Regions from separate parts of the Mus musculus genome. Here region 2 is linked to region 1. The links are chromatin contacts, found by POLR2A ChIA-PET in ENCODE. All regions are on one chromosome and are shown on one strand. Each heading gives the region's core, a stretch centred on a gene start or an enhancer-like site at or near the end of the contact. The rest is flanking DNA. Distances are from core to core; before and after follow the strand shown.

Region 1 (2,671 bases), core at 67-2,566:
GTTTTACCCTTGTTGTCGTCTTTCGAGACAAAGACTATGTAGCCCTGGTTGTCCTGGAACTTATTATGTAGACCAAACAGACCTTTCAAATTCATAGAGATCCACCAGCCTCTGCTTTCCAAGTGCTGGGATTAAAGGCATCACTACCATGCCTGACTAGGTACCATTTTCTATAATGGATCTGATGTCCCCTATGGACACCGAGCAATGATGGTGTATGTGTGATATTATTGTACCCGTGACACCCCATTTCCCTACCCTGACTCATAGGGCACCAGAATAGAAGTATGGGAATAGCAGGCCATCTATCATGGGGTCCCGCACACAATGAGCCGTTAGGCAGAGTCAGGGCTGAGCTCTTCTGAACGGCATACTAGCTGCAGCTCCATCTATGGGTCCTAGCCCACCACACTGTAAACTTCCTAGCCATCCCCTTCAGCTCCATGCAGTAGCCAGTGAGGGTCCTCAGAGCCCCAGAGTGGGCTGATTTGAGGGGACTCCTTTTGCTAAACAGCTCAGACCTCAACACAACAGAGCAATTCAAAGCTAAAATAATTTGTGGCACCAACCCCCAGCTCTTCTGCTCAAGGAGGAACAGAGCTATGGTTGTTCTGGGCCCCCTACCTGATAGCGGCCTGAAACATCTGGTGTGTCTGATAATGCCTGAAAGGGAGCCGGTGCCAAGGCCCGCCACTAGCACCGTTGCTGCTGTTGTCTGGGAGAGTAAGGACTGCAGTGGTCTCCATGGGGGTCAAAGGGTCCCAAAGACCTTTCCCAAGAAATCTATCCTTCCTGGTCCACTCCTTGGAGAGAGACTTGAAACCAAACCAGAGGGGTCTTCTCAGTCCTGTGGGAGGTGGGGTGGGGGTGGGGAGCAGCGACCAGGACTTTTCTTTACCCAACCTGAATCCTAAAACTTTGAAGCCCCTATTCCTTGACATCTGATTGACTTTACATACAGGGTTGGTTTTCAGGGACCAGTTTGAAAACAGGCCAGGGTGAGGTCTATTCCTTGAAAGTGACACATCACAACTTTAATCCCAGCACTCAGGAGACAGAGGTAGGCAGATGTCTGTGAGTTCTAGGCCAGCCTGGTCTACATAAGCCAGTCCAGGACAGCCAGGGCTCAGTTACACAGAGAAACCCTGTTTCGAAAACCTTAAAAAAAAAAAAAAAGAAGCACACCACACACATATCGCACACACCCCTCCTTTGCCGTTTTGCTTTGCCTGGGTCTTATCAGGGAAGACAGCCAATCAGATGTGGGCAGACAGGAGCCCTCCAAGAAACTTTCCTAGCCTCATAGCCCATGAGGCAGAAGAGAGAGAGGAGGCCTGAGGTCCAGGGTGGACACCAGCCAGCCATGGCCTCAGCTGAGACTGTCTTACCCTCCATCAGTACACTCACCACCCTGGGACAGTTCCTGGACACCCAGGAGGACTTCCTCAAGGTGGGGCCAGTGTGAGTGTGTGGGAGGGGGCAGGTGGTCTTGCATAGGGCATAGTGCTTAGGGGTGGGGCGTCTATCTTACTTTAATATCCTCTGCTCTGTTTTTTGGGGGTGGAGGAGTGGGAGAGCCTCTGAGCCTTGTTTGGGGGAGATGTTCTAGGGGTCTGAGATCAAGGTGAGGCCTATTTCTCCAACAGGAAGCAGAATTCTAAGCTCTATATCTTAAGAGACTAGGCTCATAGAGACAAAGGTCCAGATAAAGGTGTCCTGGGATTTCCAGGCTTTGAGCTGTAATTTTCTGGGCTATGTGAAGACAGGGAAAGGCTAGGGAAAACGGAGTCGAAGCTGTCCCCTTTGACTCAGAACTCTGCAACCCCTTCTCCCATCCTGAATACTATTCTTGGTAAGTGTCTTAGCTGTCTCTAGCAAGACCTAATGGAGTTGTCTGGAGCTGAGAAAGGGGTTAGGGGAACCGTGTGGGTAAATGACAGGCACCAACGGTGTTTCCAGCCAGGGTTGTTTGAGGGCCAGGTACCCAGTGCCTACCATTCAAGCAGTACGCTCCCTCCCGCAGTGGTGGCGGTCTGAGGAGACGCAGGATTTGGGGCCGGGGCCCCCGAATCCCACGGGGCCGTCCCATCACGTGAGTCTGAAATCGGAGGACCCTTCCGGAGAGGACGATGAGAGGGACGTGACCTGTGCGTGGGACCCGGATCTTTTCCTTACAAACTTTCCAGGTTCCGAGTCTCCCGGCACTTCCCGGACCTGTGCCCTGGCGCCCAGCGTGGGGCCAGTGGCACAGTTCGAGCCGCCTGAGTCTCTGGGCGCCTATGCGGGTGGCCCAGGGTTGGTGACTGGGCCTTTGGGCTCCGAGGAGCACACAAGCTGGGCGCACCCGACTCCGAGACCCCCAGCCCCTGAACCCTTCGTGGCCCCTGCCCTGGCCCCGGGACTCGCTCCCAAGGCTCAGCCCTCGTACTCCGACTCGCGAGCGGGCTCCGTAGGGGGCTTCTTCCCGCGGGCGGGGCTTGCGGTGCCCGCAGCTCCAGGCGCCCCCTATGGGCTGCTGTCGGGATACCCCGCGCTGTACCCCGCGCCACAGTACCAAGGCCACTTCCAGCTCTTTCGCGGGCTCGCGGCGCCTTCTGCTGGTCCCACGGCGCCCCCTTCCTTCTTGAATTGTCTGGGACCTGGGACTGTGGCCACAGAACTCGGGGCCACT
Region 2 (2,671 bases), core at 69-2,568, 35 kb after region 1:
ATTCACATGCGGCATCCACTGTATGAGATCTACACTGAATGACACTAGTGTGTCATGTATGTTCTCTGTGTGATGGTACATCCTTCTGTGTGGGTGATGCAGTGGGAAACACAGCTTGTTCATGACTGTGTAACTCCAGCATGGTGCATGAAGGCAGAAAGCTGCAGATGTGCCGATGTCAGTTGGGGTTATCAGCATGAGAGATGCTGGCTGTGTGTGTTCAACATCTACTGTGTGTGGATTTAACACCCTGTGACAACGGGTGCATCCAAGCATGCAGCCATGTACCACACGGGTATCTGCTATGTGATTGTGTGTCCCTGCTTTTGCAGGAGTCCCTATGTCTGTTTATCTTGGTGTCAATGTGACACAGATGCTGTGATGTTGTTAGGCGTATGGTTGTCTCATTCTGAAATTGGATCTATGTATCTTGGATGGGAACGTTGTTTTGGTGGGTAGTCATGCGTGTGACATTTTACTAGGAGAACACGATGTGTGTGTGCGCGTGTGTGTCTGTGTGTGACACGGGAGGTGACCCTATTTGTGCATGGCTTTGACCTGTGGCTGAGTATATGCGGTGCCTCCCAGTGTATGGGAGTCACTAGGGTTGTATGTGTGTGGTCATGTTCTGTGTGACGCTGTGTCACTATTTTCAGTGTGAGGATGTGTTCGAGTTGGGAGGCTTCTTGCAGTGATAAAGACCCCCCCTTCCTCTGCCTAGCAGCTGGGTAAGAAGAGCCCCCACTCGCTCTAGCCCCCTCGCTCTCAGCCGCAGTGACTGAGCATATTAGCTTGTCCAAGAGCACGCAGATGGGGGCGGGGGGGAACCAAGCTGCGGCTATTGTTCTGAGGGTGCCAAGGCCCCCCTCCCCGCATTCCCCTACCCCCACCAGGCCGCCTGAGCCCACAGCGTCTGCAAACAAAGGCGCTGCAACCCCCCGCAGGCACGACCCCTTTCCCCATCTCAGGCCTTTTCAGTCTCCCCCCGCAGCACGCCCCGCACTGTCCGCGTTTAACCCCATCCCCTGCGGGAGGGCACAGCGCGGACACCTCTGGCGCAGCTGGACAGCTAGCAGCATCCCGGCCCCGCCCTGCCGCAGCAGCCGGCAGGGTGGCTTCACCCGGAGGTCCCGGACAGGGTCTAGGGGTTGGGGGTCTACCTCTTGGTGCGGCGAAACATGCTGCCGCCGGGGAAGGAGGGCATCGAGAAATTGGAAAGCGCGGTCCAGAGAGAGTCAGACATGACCCGGCGGCGGCGACATGGTGGCAGGTGCGGCGGCAGCAGCAGCAGAGGCAGCGGCAGCGGCAGCGCGGGGAGCGAGTGTGCTGGGCGGAGGCTGGAGCCGCAGCAGCGGCCAGGGGAAGGCGGGGGAGGGGAGGGCCCTGTTGCTGCAGCCAGTCGCGAGGGGGCGCTGCGGGGTGTCGCCGCGCGAGGCCCCGCCCGTGTGCACGCCTGATGCCCTACCTGGGGGCCTCATCCCAATGCACCTCTCCCCCAAGGCTCACCTGCTGCTTTTCCGGGGCAGGGGTAAATCCTTCTGGAAGAAAAGGGGGTAAAAAAGATGAAGGTCAGCGTGGACAGTGGCCACTGCCCACGATGCCTCTCCGTTCACCTGAGCTTCATCAGCATCACCATGTCACCCTTGCCTTCCTGATTCCTCTCCCGATTCCCAGTAACCAAAACAGGCTCAATTACACAAGAAATAGACCCAACTGGGCATCTAAAAACAAGTTCATGCAAATAAAGTTTTACTTGGCTTTTTTTTTTTTTTTTTTTTTTTTTTTTGGTTTTTCGAGGCAGGGTTTCTCTGTCTAGCTCTGGCTGTCTTGGAACTCACTTTGTAGACCAGACTGGCCTTCTTGAACTCAGAAATCCGCCTGCCTCTGCCTCACAAGTGCTGGGATTAAAGGCGTGCGCCACCACCGCCCTACTTACTTGGCTTTTTGACAAGACAGAATCTCATATATCTCAGGATGGCTTGGAGCTCATTACGTCACACATGCTGCCCTCCAACTGAGATAGTGCTGCCTCACCTTCCAAATGTTCAGATCACAACTGTGAGCCTCCACGACAGTGTTTGTAAAACATTGTCCTTTGTTCCGGACAGGGTCTCAGGAAGTCCAGGCTGGCTTTGAACTTGCTGAGTAGCTGAGGGGTAACCTTGATCATCTGATTCTGCCTACAGGTTCTCTGCACTGATGTCACAGGCATGTTCCACCCTCCACCACACCCTGTTTATCAGCCAAGCTTTTGTGCAGTGCGCTCTCCCAATTGAACTATACCCTAAACCGAAAAATTCTCTCTCTCTCTCTCTCTCTCTCTCTCTCTCTCTCTCTCTCTCTCTTTCTTTGTTTTGTTTTTTGAGACAAGTTTTCTCTGTGTAACCCTGGCTGTTCTGGAACTCACTCTGTAGACCAGTCTGGCCTTGAACTCAGAAATTCACCTGCCTCTGCCTCCCAAGTGCTGGGATTAAAGGCGTGTGACACCACTGCCTGGCTTGAGGATCTAGTGACCAAGAAGCTTGGTGACTTGAGGTATATTCCTAAGACCCACATTGTGTAAGGCAAGCAACATTCCAAGAGAAAGCTACTTACTTCCACACTCATGCTGACACACACATGCATGCGAACACATGGACACACACATACTGAGAGAGGGGGAGAGAGAGAG

What was found. ChIA-PET counts read pairs that join two places held with the same protein, here RNA polymerase II (POLR2A).
Region 2: POLR2A ChIA-PET joins it to region 1 with 15 read pairs in embryonic stem cell. The contact joins the promoter of Mast1 here to the promoter of Klf1 in region 1. POLR2A ChIA-PET finds 5 or more read pairs at or near these places in 5 of 5 experiments (Patski and embryonic stem cell).

Annotation. Positions count from the first base shown.
Region 1 is chr8:84,900,666-84,903,336 of GRCm38, forward strand. Klf1 (Kruppel-like factor 1 (erythroid)) reads left to right here and starts at 1,317. Exons shown (of 3, transcript NM_010635.3): 1 at 1,317-1,450; 2 at 2,024-2,671. The coding sequence starts at 1,364.
Region 2 is chr8:84,936,035-84,938,705 of GRCm38, forward strand. Mast1 (microtubule associated serine/threonine kinase 1) reads right to left here and starts at 1,319. Exons shown (of 26, transcript NM_019945.2): 1 at 1,161-1,319. The coding sequence starts at 1,243.